Regions from separate parts of the Homo sapiens genome. Here region 1 is linked to region 2. Evidence: chromatin contacts called from ENCODE Hi-C data. All regions are on one chromosome and are shown on one strand. Each heading gives the region's core, a stretch centred on a gene start or an enhancer-like site at or near the end of the contact. The rest is flanking DNA. Distances are from core to core; before and after follow the strand shown.

Region 1 (7,040 bases), core at 4,114-6,613, 110 kb after region 2:
AGATTTGAGCTTCAGTTCACTTAACAACAGTTCTCAAAGAACTGCAAATGTTTAAGAGGACAACATGTCAGAAAGGGGAAACATGGGATTTCAACTCTAGCTCTATTATTTACCAGCTGGATAAAGCTTGAGTGAGTTATTTAACCTCTGTGAACTTGTTTTCTCATCTATTTAAAGAAAAAACAAGGAGATATATAACACAGAAGAGATACTCTACAGACCTTAGGCTTCCTTTAAAGACTGCATAACTTCCAAAAGTCAAGGGAATTGTTTGGCTTTTTAAAATGTGAGCCTGAGATAAGGGAATGTTCACTAAGCAGTATAATACCAAGTTTTGCTTTGTAATTTCAGACTTGCTGATTCTATCTGCTACTCATTGCCTGAATTTATATCTCTTTTCTACTGGAAGTGGGGGACTTTCTAGTTACAGTAAAAATTTGCTACAGCTATGAAAATTTGCTAAAGCTATACATTTGACTCCCAAATAACTTATGCCAAACACTTTATAAACAAATCACCCTTTGATGTCAGCATTTGTTTCAAATAATGACTAATTCTGATATTTTTTATAAATTCTTAATCTTATTTTATTTCATAGCTTACAAAGTTAAGACCCTTAGAAATTGACAAGAATTAACTGCTCACCAAGTACTGCATAGCAATAGAGCGTCGAAGAGGCCCAGGAGGTCCTATTAGAAAAACATCTTGCCCCAAAAGATCCTTCTGCATTATCCATCTTAGATGCTGAACTACAGATTGAGCCAGAGAGTCTGAAACTATAAAGAAAAAAGAGAAAATGAAGTGCAAATTTAAGTATTACTTATAATATAAATCTCCAAGTAATGTGGACATATTTATATATATATATAACGTATATAAAATATGTGTTTATCTGTGTATTTATAAACATATGTATATAAATATATATAAACATATGCATATGTTTATCTGGACAAACATGTAGACACCTGCTGAATTTTCACATAGTTTTACAATAAAACCATTATTGTCGATGCTAAAACAAGATTAAGTTTATAATATCACAAAGAATTACATATTCCTTACTTGAAAGCTTTCCATAACATTTGAATAATAACCTATAACTGTTCCTAACGAAATAAAAGCGATCTTCAAGGATGATTTGAGGAACTGATTTGATTAATCACAATTTTATAGTCCAATCTTTTTGTTCTAAAAGAGAGATATGATCAAATCATCCCAGATAGTTAATGATTATCATAGTCTTAAAAAATCTGAGAAAAGCATACTACAACTTAAGTTGGTAATGGGTTGTAAGATCATGGTTAGAAAATTTGATGTAGACTTAAAACTACTTCTTTAGAATTAACTATTTAAGTCTATTCTTCTATACCAAATTCTTTTGTGAATAGAAGACCACCCCATGCAACGCCCTTCCAGGTCTACTATTAAATCACCCCATCAATGTGCTCATCTTCTAACTCAGCATTTTCTAAAATGTTTAAATTAATACAATTAGTTTGGTTTTGCTCATATGTAAATCACCCAGTGAGTCCATTCCTGGGTATAAAAGAAAAACTCATAACCTTGTACATCAAGAGACATGTATAATACTCAGAGCAGAACTGTCCAAAATAAAACTGGAGACAGAACAATGAATAAATACACAGAATGAAATATTATACAGCAACAAAAACAGAATAAAAGACCCCCACTTCCAATGATATGCTTAACCCTTAAAGGTATAATATTGAGTGAAAAAAAATAAGAATAAATCATGTATAATACCATTTTAATAAATCTCAGTAAACTAGCAAATGAATTCTTTAGAAATAGATATATATGTGATAAAACAGTACTTGAAAAAGCAAAACAGCAAGGGAATTGTAAGTTGATGATAACTGGATACCTGGGGGTAAGGAGTGGCCATGGAATCAAAGAGATTCTTATGTATAGCTTCAAGGATATTGGTAATATTCTAGTTTTTACATTAGATGTGGGTTACAGTGTTTATTATGTTGCATTTTATACAGACAGACACAGACATCTGTATTACATAATGTCTTTTGTATGTAGCAAATATTCCACACGTGCTAAACTTTGTTTAATCACCCCACTGAGGTCACGGATTAGTTCAAAGATCCAACTAAGAAAGCCTAGGACTAAATATCTAGTGCTTCTAGTGCTTCTCCTCCTCTGACAGCACAATATTGTTAGGATAGTCTCTCCTGTACTCCCCTGCCCCAAAGAAAGCAAACATTTAATCTTTGGAAAAGATAATTTTCTGATTTTCATTATTCTGATAGGAAGATCAAGGACAAGGTTTTGGGTAAATTGTTTGGTTTATCATGTCACTGGAGTCACACTAAAGCATATTATAATCTCCCCAAAACAAATGCCCATATGTCTGAGACTCATTACTTCAAGTAGAACTGTTTGGTTTCTCTCTTGTTTTTACAAATCCTCTAAGACATTCATCCCTAGCAGGATAAAATCCCTAAGACATGCATCCCTAGCGGGATAAAAGTTGGTTCCTGGAAGGGGGACTTGAAAAAAATGTTTAGATGTTACAATAGTTTGTGGTCCTCGGCCAGGCATGGTGGCTCACGCCTGTAATCCCAGCACTTTGGGAGGCCGAGGCAGGTGGATCACCTGAGGTCAGAAGTTCAAGACCAGCCTGGCCCACATGGCGAAGCCTGTAGTCCCAGCTACTCAGGAGGCTGAGGCTGAAGAATCACTTGAACAGGGGAGGCAGAGGTTGCAGTGAGCTAAGATCACGCCACTGCACTCCAGCCTGGGCGACAAAGTGAGACTCCATCTCTAAAAGGACACAGTACATAAGCAGATATATAACATATCTATGGTATTCAAGTTTCTTGGGGTTAGGAAGGAATAATAACAGGGAGAAAATATCCGCAGGAGAGTAATAAAGAAAAGTAGATTGAAAAATACTGCTCTAAGAACCTATACTTTTTAGCAATCTATTAGGTAGTTTCATGATGCTAGCATGCAACTGGCCTGAGTCTAGAGAGTTAATCTTATTTATAACTATCACATGCCCTTTTACCTATTTTCTTTTCTACTTGAAGCTTAAATCAATCTTTATAATATACAGTCTATTCTTTCTTGCTTCAAGACAAGTCAGCCTCCTTGCTGTTTAAGGATGAAACAAAATAAGAGTTAAGACACCTTAACTTCTTTATTAGTAAAACTACACAATGTTCTCTATGCTGTAAATCTATTACCTCTTCCTACTCTGATATCAAACATATAATTAAAAACTTAAAAACACTTTGGGTTTTTTCTTTACATTTTCATAAATCTCAGCTTAATTTGGCCACAGGCATTCTCTATAGTACTCTCACAGTTTTGTGTCACTTTGTATTCAACTTTGGCAATGTGCCTGACCTTCCATTATCTGGACTTGATAATTTAAAATCCAAAATTTGTAAAGTTCTAGAAGTTCAAGCCAAGTTGGTTTCTTTAACTTCCTCCCACCTTTTATTATTTATGACTATTGGTAACTGTTTATAATTATGGAGTCTCAATTTAGTTCTATACTTCCAGTTTGTTTTGAATGTTTTGACCTTGGAACCATAATCATTTTCAAGATTTTTTAAAATCTAAGGTAGCAGTTCCTAATCAAATGTGAGGCCTGCCCCTCATAAATTGTCTGTATAATAAAGTGCTGATGTTTAGGAATAACTTATCTTTTCATTTTTTGAAGCAAACTGGAGCAGAATTGAGGTTATAGCCATAATAGAGACATTTGTACAGCAGTGTACTTTCTTAAGTAGAAGAGAAAAGCATGGAGTTATTTAAAGCTAGAGCCCTGGGAATTATGTATAATCATGTTTATGCTCCTGGGAGTGTCTTCCACTTCAGCATGATGCACATGTACTGAGAAACACTGCCTTAAGGCACATCTGACTAGTCTCAGTCCTTCCTTTATTCTTAGCACTCAGCAGTGGTTCTCAACTGGTGACCATACTGCTACCATTCTAGGCCTGCCAGGAGGCATTTGGAAAATGTCTGGGAGTACTTTGGGTTGTTGTAAAGCTTTGGGAAATGAGAAATAATTTGGTACACCACTGATATTTTGTGATGGTAAATGCAATGACCAAGATGGTCTCATCCTGCCCAGTATGTCAATGGCACCATAGTTGAGAAATATTGTGTAGTCATTATTTTTTCTCAAGGCCTCTGTTGCCTGCACACCACTAATGAGTTTGTCACAATTAAGCCCAGAGAAAGAGTTTCTCTCTATTTCCTTTACCTTCTGAAAGATAAAACTTTTAGCGAGGAAATCAGTAGAGAATAAGTTCTACCTTTAGAGTAAGTCTGTAGGAGTTGTCAGGATATCTAAGGCTCTCATCATCACATTCCAATTTTACATAAGTTTCTTAATACATATAAGCTACTTCTGAATCCCATGGCTGGCCTTGTAGTCTATGGCATACCTTCACAAAGAAAATACATTTTCCCTGCTTTTATTCTCCCTCAATAACAATACTAATAATGGCTATAATTTATTGCATTCCTATCAGGTACCAGGTAAACATACAAACGATTTTTCACATAGGATCTCATAACAATTCTAGAAAGCAGCAGACCTATTGTATAAAGACACAGATTCAAGACAGATTGGCTGGGTTCAAATTCCAACTCTACTATTTACTAGCTATGTAACCTTAATCAAGTTATTTAACCTCTCTGCTCAGTTTCCTCATCTGTATAATAGATACAATTGTACTTACTTATAAAGTTGTTATGAGGATTATATTAAGCACTTAGAACAGTGTCTAATAACAGTAAATGCTGTGTTTGTTAAATACTCATTACTCCCATTTTACAATAAGAAAATCAAAATTGGAAATGTAGTATCATTTGTCTATAGCTGCTAAGTCCATAAACCAAGATTTATACCTAAGTTGTTTAAGTCCAAAACTTGTATTTCAGTCATTATGTTCTACAGTCCCTCCAAAAGCTTTTCAACAGGTGTCCAGCTTCAGGTGCAAGACTTTCCCTACAAGTGTGGACCTCTCAGGGCTACATCAAATTTAGCAGACTTGCTGTTCCAGCCATTAGTTCTACTTCTTTTTGGTGGTATCAATGGTATGTTTTATTCCTTTTATTAAAATTTCAAAGTTATTTTGTAATGAATATTATGTTATCAGAGGATCTACTTCTCAAAGAAAATCCAACTTTCACTTATTCATGTTTTAGTATAGCGTATTTTACCAAAAAGCATGTCTATATTTAATTTGTCAGGAAATTGCACTAAACTACTGAAAGAAAGCATCATGCAGTGCTATGTGGTATCTGTGGTATATTTTACATTAATGCTTGAAACTAGCTGTATTTTTAGAATGGCCTCAAGAAAACATGAGTCATACTTAAAAGCACGCCAGAAATAGAAACAAGATTCAAGACTGTACATTACGAACATCTGCAAAACAAAGTGCCAAACTGCCATGCATAACCTAATATAAACATAGCACAGTACACGAGAGAAATCCCCAACTTCAATGTTTTCAGGCACAAAATGCTACCTTCCAGGAGTCCACATAATAATAAACCGATGTCAAAATAATCCCAAAGAGCTTGATCCTATATTCTAAGATTCCTTTTCTATGTAAAGATAAAAACATGTAGTTCATACTGGCCTAAATCCCTGATTCAATTCCTAACCAATATTTGTTTTCAAAAAATATGTACTATTTTTTGCCCAGCCATATTCAAAGGCTTTAAAGTAATTTTATCATAGTTATCTAAATTATAATTTTCTCCCTTCATGAACTCAAATTTTCATACATATAAAAGTTAAAATTAAAATTCTAGAAAATTAAGCATAGGTCAGATTCTATTATAATAAATCCTTCAAAACTGTTGATGTTTTCTTAGTATCCCAAAAAGCAGCATAATATAATGGAGGAAAAAAAAAAGTCTTTGAAGCCAGACAGACCTACTGTGATTTTTCATCCTGTCTTTTATCCATGTCCTTAGACAAGCATTTTGACTCTTTCAGGTCTGTTTCCTTATTTTCTTTTTTAAATTTTTTAAATTATACTTTAAGTTCTGAGATACATGTGCAGAACACGCAGATTTGTAGTTTCCTTATTTTCAAAATAAAGATAATAATACTTATTGAGTATGGTTTGTGAGGATTATAGGTAAAGCACCATGCCCAGTCCCTCAGCCAATGAGAACCAGGTACGGGAGAATTATTCAAGTCTCATCCTCACCTGCAAACTCCTATCTCTGCTGTGTACCCTGGACACCAGGCTGTATAGTGTGGATTTGGTGGATATGAATAGGCTCCTGAGTTTACACTCAAATTACCTGCTGGGCCTAGAGGCAAATCTGAAGAATAAGGGAGAAAGGAACCCAGTACTTACTACATCCTCACTGGTAAAGCCTATGTTAGAGTACTTTCACTTGACATTTCATTACCATTTCATCACCCCACAAAATAGCTCAGAAAGAATCTACATCTAGGCCCATAACATGCCCCTGAATTTGATTTTTCTACCACATCACAACACAAGATTTCAAAGGAAGCATGACTAACCTCCTCACTGCAACTACGTGCTCATCTGCTAAACTTTCCCCTATTTACCATGTAACATTCTGTAGTTAGATATAATGGACATGAAGGGTGAAAATATTTAGCACCAAAGTCCTCATTATTTACAACACGAACTAACTGAACTAAAAAATTAATTTATTCACACAGCTATATTTATTAAGGACCTACTATATGCTCAGCACCAAGAATACAAAGATGAATAAAATAAGGTTCTTTGAAGACATCAAAAGAAAAATACATATATAAAACATCAGCTTACGTAGCTTATATAAAGCCAATCATTTATAAAGTGGGCTGATGTTTCTATGATCCAATATAGCTGTTATCAAAACTAAATCTACAGCACTGGCCAGCACAGTGCTCAGCACAGAGAAGATATTCAGCTTTTCTTAAAATTGGAAAAATTCATCAATATGTATGAAATAATTATACATATCCATATTCAATGACTAAGTGTCATGTTGTTCACTTT
Region 2 (7,005 bases), core at 520-3,019:
AGAAATTTCTCAAAAGAAGAGATACAAATGGCACACAGGTATATGAAAAGGTACTCAACATCACTGATGACTAGAGAAATGCAAATCAAAACTATAATGAGGTATCACCTCACCCCAATTAAAATGGCTTTTATCCAAAAGATAGGCAATAACAAATACCAGCAAGTAAGTGAAGAAAAGGGAACCCTTGTACACTGTGGGTGGAAATGTAAATTAGTATAACCACTATAGAGAACTATATGGAGTTCCTCAAAAAAAGAAGAAAAAAAAATAACTAGAACAACCATATGACACACCAATCCTAGGTATAGGCTAGGTATATGCCCGGTATATGCCCAACAGAAAGAAAATCCATATATTGAAGAGAGGTCTGTGCTACCATGTTTATTGAAGCACTATTCACAATAGCTAAGATTCGGAGGCAACCTAAGTGTTCATCAACAGACAAATGGATAATGTTGTACACACACACAATAGAGTACTGTTCAGCCATAAAAAAGAATGAATGAAGTTCTGTCATTTGCAACAACATGGATGGAACTACAGCACATTATTTAAACTGAAATAAGCCATGCATAGAAAGACAAACTTCACATGTTTTCACTCATTTCTAAAAGCTAAAAATTAAAACAATAGAATTCACAAAGAGAGACTAGAAGGATGGTTACCAGAGGTGGGAAGGGTAGTGAGAATTGGGGAAGGGAATGGTTAATGGGTACAAAAACATAGATAGAATGAAGATCTAGTATTTGATAGCATAACAAGGTGACTATAGTCAACAATTTATTGTTCATTTTTAAGTAACTAAAAGTATAATTGGAACGTTCATAATGCAAAGAAATGATAAATGCTTAGGGTGATAGATATGGCATTCACCCTGTTGTGATTATTACATATTCTATGCCTGTATCAAAGTATCTCATGTACCCCATAAATATATACTGACCATGTACCCATACAAATTAAGGATAAAAATTTATTTTATTTTATTTTATTTTTAATAAATAAAAGAGGTTTTATTTTGGCTCATGGTTCTGCAGGCTGTACAGGAAGCATAGTACCAACATCTGCTTCTGGTGATGCTGGGACCAAAAATTAATTTTAAAAGATAATATGTTGTATTAAATAAGTTCTAATCAGTGAAGGCAAGGCTGAAATAGCTCTACATTCAGACCAATATATTTTGAAGAATTGGGAATATGCACCATCAGTTAAACTTATCTTATAGTTTTAGTGAAGATCCAGAAACTTACACGCAGTGAGAAAGAATATGTTTACCTGGAAAGGCAGGCTTTAGTAACAGCACTGTGAAGATTTTCATTAGGATACTGTGACAGCCGACGAGAAATTCGCAACAGTTGTCTGGTAGAAAGTGATGCCGCTAATGATTGTGCCTATCAAAAGACAAATACATTGTGTTAAGAGTCTTGTTTCAACTTGCTAAAGTCCCTTTAGATGGATATCACAGCAGAATTCATTATTACTGAAGGGGTAAGGCCAAACTTAAAGTATGTGCTGTTAATTAATTACAAATCAAAATAAACAGAAACCAATTTACACTTAAAACATCCTTGAAGATAGTTTTTAAAAAATCTAAAGTATTTATCAATTAAATTTAATTAATGTATTTTAATTGTGCTAAGTTGGAGATGGGAGGGGCAATGGGGGAAGGATGTTACATAACAAAGGTCACACTGGACTTAGGCTGTATGATTGACTGTTCACTTTTTCTCCTTACACAAAGCCAAGGTGTTAAGATACCACGGAAATGTTTAAAGCTTTAAGCAAATCGGTGGTTTCTAAAATAGCCAAAAAGAGTTGTAAACAATTTAGGCTGTTGGCCACAGAGGTGTCAACCAATTTGTCACTTGTGCTGCAGCTTGCTGTTTTGAATCCTTCCCCTATGCTGTCAGAATACTTTCACTTTGCTATATTACATTTCCCAAAATTCCACGAATAGAGTTGCTAGTACAGAACTCAGGACATGGTCAGTACTCAATAAATATTTGTTGAAATTCTTTTGGCAGGCAGCATAACATAATGGTAAAGTTTATAGGCTTTTGAATCAGATAAGTCGGTATCCTATTTATTAGCTGTGTTACCTTGGCAAATTACTTAACCTTTCCAAGGCTCAGTTCCCTCAACTTTAAAATGGCAATAGTAATGCCCTCACCTTTAAGGTTGTTATGAAGGTTAAATTAGAAAATGATTCTAAAGTGCTTAGCACATGTCACACACATATGGGTGCTCAACGAATGGCAACAACTGTTATTTAAAAATCAGCCTCTTCAAAATGAAAACAAAAAACCCAGCAGAGAAAGGTGATGGGACCTACATATTAGCATATATTTAGTAAATGAGATTATTACTGGCCTAATTCCTAACTTAGATCAGCAGCATTAGAAGACAGTGATTATCACTGAAAACCACAGGACAGAAGCACTTTTGAAGCAACTGGACCTTTGGGAGGGCAAGGCAGGTCAGTATGAAATGTCACAGAGGGTGATAAGGGCAGTAAAGTGGCCCTGAGAACTCAAGGGCCTAGAAAAGAGGACTCTATGAAATTAACAAAGGGTTCAGAATGGATGAGGGGAGAATGTCAAAGACACACTGCACATTTGCTTGTTTTAATGTTCCACCTAAGGTCATCTCCGTATGTCCCAAAGAAGAAAAAAATAATTTATTTATCCTTCCTTGTGTATTTCACATCTCCATAAGATATTGGTTTGCTGTTAGTATTCTATCTCAGCTACAACATTAGTATTATATTTCCTTTGGGAATTAGGTTGGAAGCATGACCACCACATATCCTTTCTTCTATTAAAAAACACATTCTAAGTTTCAAAGAACTCAATTACAAGCAGACATTGGTCCATTCTTGTTTTCAATTAATTTGCATTCCAGATATGGAGACAATATTCAAATATAATAAATCATAAATTACAATTCAAAATAGTATATACTTCAATGCTAAAATAAGTGGAACAGTAGACAGCTGTTATAGGCAGTTAAAATATTCAAATGGGCATGAGAAATCCTCTCATCAAAGGCATGAAAGCAAAAGTAATGGAACCACAAGTAGAACATGAGGAAATGAGACCAGCTTTACTAGAAGGTCCTGCTGGAAGGCTTGCTCTCAAACAACAAAGACCTATGAATGACACTCTGACGGGTTTGGCTTTATTCTTAAAGGCACTAGGATTCTGCTATGTGTAAAGTCGTAACATGATTTTCAAATCAGGTTATTACTAGCCTACTTCCTAATTTAAATCAGCAGCAGCATAGAAAGTGGATGAAGGACAGAGAGAACTGAGACAGGAAACAGAAAGCTACTTCAATAATCTGCCTATAAAAGGAAAAAGTCCTACAGTAAGGTTATGGCAACAAGAATGGAGAGGTAGGATACAACAAACTTGGCAACTGACTTGCTATGAGAAAGAAACATGTATTGAGGATAAAATTCAGGCAATGTGACTGATATCAAAAGTCAAATATAACTCAGAAATTCCCATTTTTAATACCTAGGACCATGAAAAATTCATATTTTAATCATAAAAAATATTTGACAAATGACTCTAACCAGAGGATTCTTATAAGAGTCCTGTTAAACCATAGGGTATAACATTCTAATCTCATTCTAAGCATGACACTGAATTCAGGCTTCACATTTCATTCCAGTCATCAATAAGGAATGCTCATATATTTGAACACCAATTCTCCAGTTCTTCTAGTTGAAAGCACCAAAATGCTTTGCAGTAATAACCAGGGTTGAGAAAATGAGAGATAAGCTTTGTGTTGAGCCATTTAAGTGTTGAATAAAGGGTTTGGTAATCTCTGCTCTCACATTATTATCAATTAAAAATTGAGAGTATACTTTAAAAATTCCTAATGTATTTAACATTTATATCAAATTTCTAACTGCAGTTTTATCTTGCAAAAAAAAAGGGGGGCGGTGAAGATATGAAGCACATTCCCCTAGTTACCATGGTTATACAGTTTAAGAGTACACCTCGAAGGGGTTGTTCATATTAACATGATTAGTAATACTTCAGCTTAAAAACATAAAGGTTCTCATCAGAAATTATTAAACATTATTTTTCTATTCTTCATTTTTATAAAAGAATGAAAATGTAGCATGTTCTAAAGGAGAGAAAACTCTAGGGACAATCTGTTAATAAAATTTTAATTAATCAATTTATTCATTAATTCACCAAAGATTTAAGTGTCTATTATGTGCCAGGCCGCAGGCTGGGAAATGGGACTTAGTCTCAAGGAGCTCAAATAGCAACTGGGGAAATAAAAGTAAATTATAATACAACTGCAATAGGTCAACAATATATAATACAACTTGCAAATATATGTCAAGTGTCATGAAAGCAGATTGGAGATATTAGTTACTGCTGCCTAAGGGGGCTGAGAGAGACTTAAGAGAAGAGAGAAACTAAGGGACAACTGGATGTAGGGAAAGCACATTCTAGGCATTATCTAAGGCAGAGACATTTGAGTATAAGCGGTATTAGAAAATAGCAAGAAGCTAAGTGTGGGAAGAGCTGAGGATGCTTCAAGAGAGTTTGTAGAAACTGAGGCCTGATGAGCAGCTTAGGGTCAGAGGGAACTCAGCAGGCATGTTTAGCAGGCTGTCTTCAGTCTACAGGCAAAGAGAGTCAATCCCTTAACGGTTTTAAACAAGGGGAAGAACTTAGGAAATGGATTTGGGAAAGATCATTCCAGGGACAATATGGAAGATTCATCCATCCATTTATTTAACAGATACTTGTGGAATACATTACTAATCTCTAACTTTGTTCTCTGTAGTATTGCCAACATTTGCAACTTTGCACAGTAGGAACACTGTGCAAATCAGGAATAGCTACTGTGCAAAGTTCCAGATGCTGGGGAGACTACAGGGAACAAAGAAAAAACCCCTGCAATCCTGGAACTGAAATCCGAGAGAAGGAAGATAGACAACAAAAAATTAGTGAGTAAAACATACATTATGTCAAAGAGTAAGAAGCCCTATAAAGAATCTTAAAGCAGAAAGAGGGATAGAAATAAAATGGAATAGAAATTTGACTCTAGAGAGCTTCAGGAAGGCCTCACAGAAAAGGTGACCACCTGAGCAAATCCCAAAAAGGAAAGTGAGTAAACATGCAGCTATCCAGGGAAGAATAATCTAGGTAGAGGAAAACACCAAGTGGCAAAGGCCCTGAGGCAGGCACTAGTAAGTTCAAGGAAAAACAAAGACACCACTGTAGCTAAAAACAATGGGTAAAGGAGAAAGTATTTGGAATGAGGCCCCAGAGGGGGATTAAGTATTTGGAATGAGGCCCCAGAGGGGACCTGTGACAGCCAGAAAGTGACCACCCTTATCCTCCCAAAAATCCACATCCTAATCTCTGGAAACTGTCAATGTTACTTTCTATGGCAAAATTGACTTTGCAAATAAGATTAAGATAAGGATTTTGAGATGTGGAGATTATGTTGCACTATGTGTGTGGACCCTAAATGTAATCCTCCTTGTAGGAGGGAGAAAGAGGGAGATTTGACACAAACACAGGGGAGAAGGTAATGTAAAGATGAAGGCAGGATTGATATGGTGAGTCCACTAGTCAAGGAATGCTGGCAGCCACCAAAACCCAGAAGGGGCAAGGAATAGATTCTCCCCTGGAGCCTCCGATGGAGTGCAGCCTTGCTGACACTTTGATTCTGGCTCAGTCATACTGATTTCAGACTTTTGTTGTCCAGACAAAGAAAAAATAAATTTCTATTATCTTAAGCCATCAATTTATGGTAACTTGTTACAATAGCAACAGGAAATTACTAGAGAGTCATATGATGAATGAATTATTGGTAAAGAAGGCAGTCAAGAGGATATAATATTCCAGGAGAAAGATTATGAAATCCACTACTAGGACAGTTACTGACAATAGATAAGAGAACAGATGAGACATCAAGATGCTTAACTGGTGAGATTTGTTTTCAGATTAAGTAAAGACAGCAGGAAAGCAAGGAATCAACAATGATGTCTAGGTTTCTAATTTAGGTAATTTGGCAGCTAGATTATCAACAAAGTCAAGAAATTAAATCAAGAATAGGAACAGATTTAAAATGGAAAGACAGTTTAGTTGTACAAGATATGTGAATTTACAATGATCTCGGTGTATCCAGGGGGAAAGTGAAAGAAATTAACATTTAGTAAGCAGTTACTAAGAAGGAGATTCTTTACACACATTTTTATGTTTAATCATTGAGACCATTTTATGCGGTAGATGGTACTGTTCCCGTTCCCATTTTACAGATGAGAACACTGAGACTTACAGAGTTAAACAGTGACAGCCCTCTATCTTTCTAACATGCCATCTGGGAATGGAAATACAAGTCAATCAGAAATGAGAAGTTAGAAGCTGAACATAAAGATGTAGGCATTAACTTGTGATAGGTACTTGAAGCCATAAGAATAGATAACACTGCTCAGCATAGGAGACAGAGGGGACAGAGCAGAACCCCCATGAACATGAAGTACTCTGGAGCTACAAGTTTCTTTCTATAACATCAGCGAGGAGGAGCTGGAAGAGATGTTAAAATCACTGAAATCGGAGTAAACCATATGCATAGAACAAAGGCATAGCATAAGGGATTCCAAAAAATAAAATACCAGCTTAAAAAATAGATTTTAAGTACTGAATTCTAAGAAAAGAAAACCAGCAGCATGTCAACAATAGAAAATCCTGTGGAAAAAGCCTAGACTTACCGTTGGATCCTGTGTTTCTCTGAGTTTGTGTGTAAATGATAATAACTTATCCAGAGCTTCCTGAGGTACATTTGGGACCTATTTTTTGAAAGAGTTGAGGACAAACAGAAGGAATAAATCGGGATATCTGATCAATCAATCAGAAATTATGACTACTTAGCAAATAATATTAGAATTACATTTTTAGAAAAGTCATTCATTGTTGGCTAAATGTTTAACTTATGGATAAAGTTGCTTATTCAACCTCTTAGGAA

Evidence for each region. A loop is a pair of places that touch in the nucleus more often than their neighbours do. Pooled maps may share reads with other maps.
Region 1: a map with no recorded cell type shows a loop between it and region 2 (12-fold over the local background). The contact joins two enhancer-like sites. A Hi-C loop is called at or near these places in 6 of 37 single-sample maps with no recorded cell type and 9 of 50 pooled maps.

The regions. Positions count from the first base shown.
Region 1 is chr13:41,911,393-41,918,432 of GRCh38, forward strand. VWA8 (von Willebrand factor A domain containing 8) reads right to left here. Exons shown (of 45, transcript NM_015058.2): 3 at 646-776. Among named protein-coding and RNA genes, the nearest start is that of VWA8, 46 kb to the right of the region's middle. RefSeq lists enhancers at 5,304-5,383, 6,493-6,612. Within about 2 kb of position 5,364, at least 6 of the 41 ENCODE cell types and tissues checked have a DNase peak (open chromatin) inside an H3K27ac peak, as active enhancers do.
Region 2 is chr13:41,809,947-41,816,951 of GRCh38, forward strand. It overlaps VWA8 (von Willebrand factor A domain containing 8), which reads right to left. Exons shown (of 45, transcript NM_015058.2): 16 at 6,752-6,829; 17 at 1,279-1,394. Among named protein-coding and RNA genes, the nearest start is that of VWA8, 150 kb to the right of the region's middle. RefSeq lists an enhancer at 2,966-3,015. Within about 2 kb of position 1,770, at least 2 of the 41 ENCODE cell types and tissues checked have a DNase peak (open chromatin) inside an H3K27ac peak, as active enhancers do.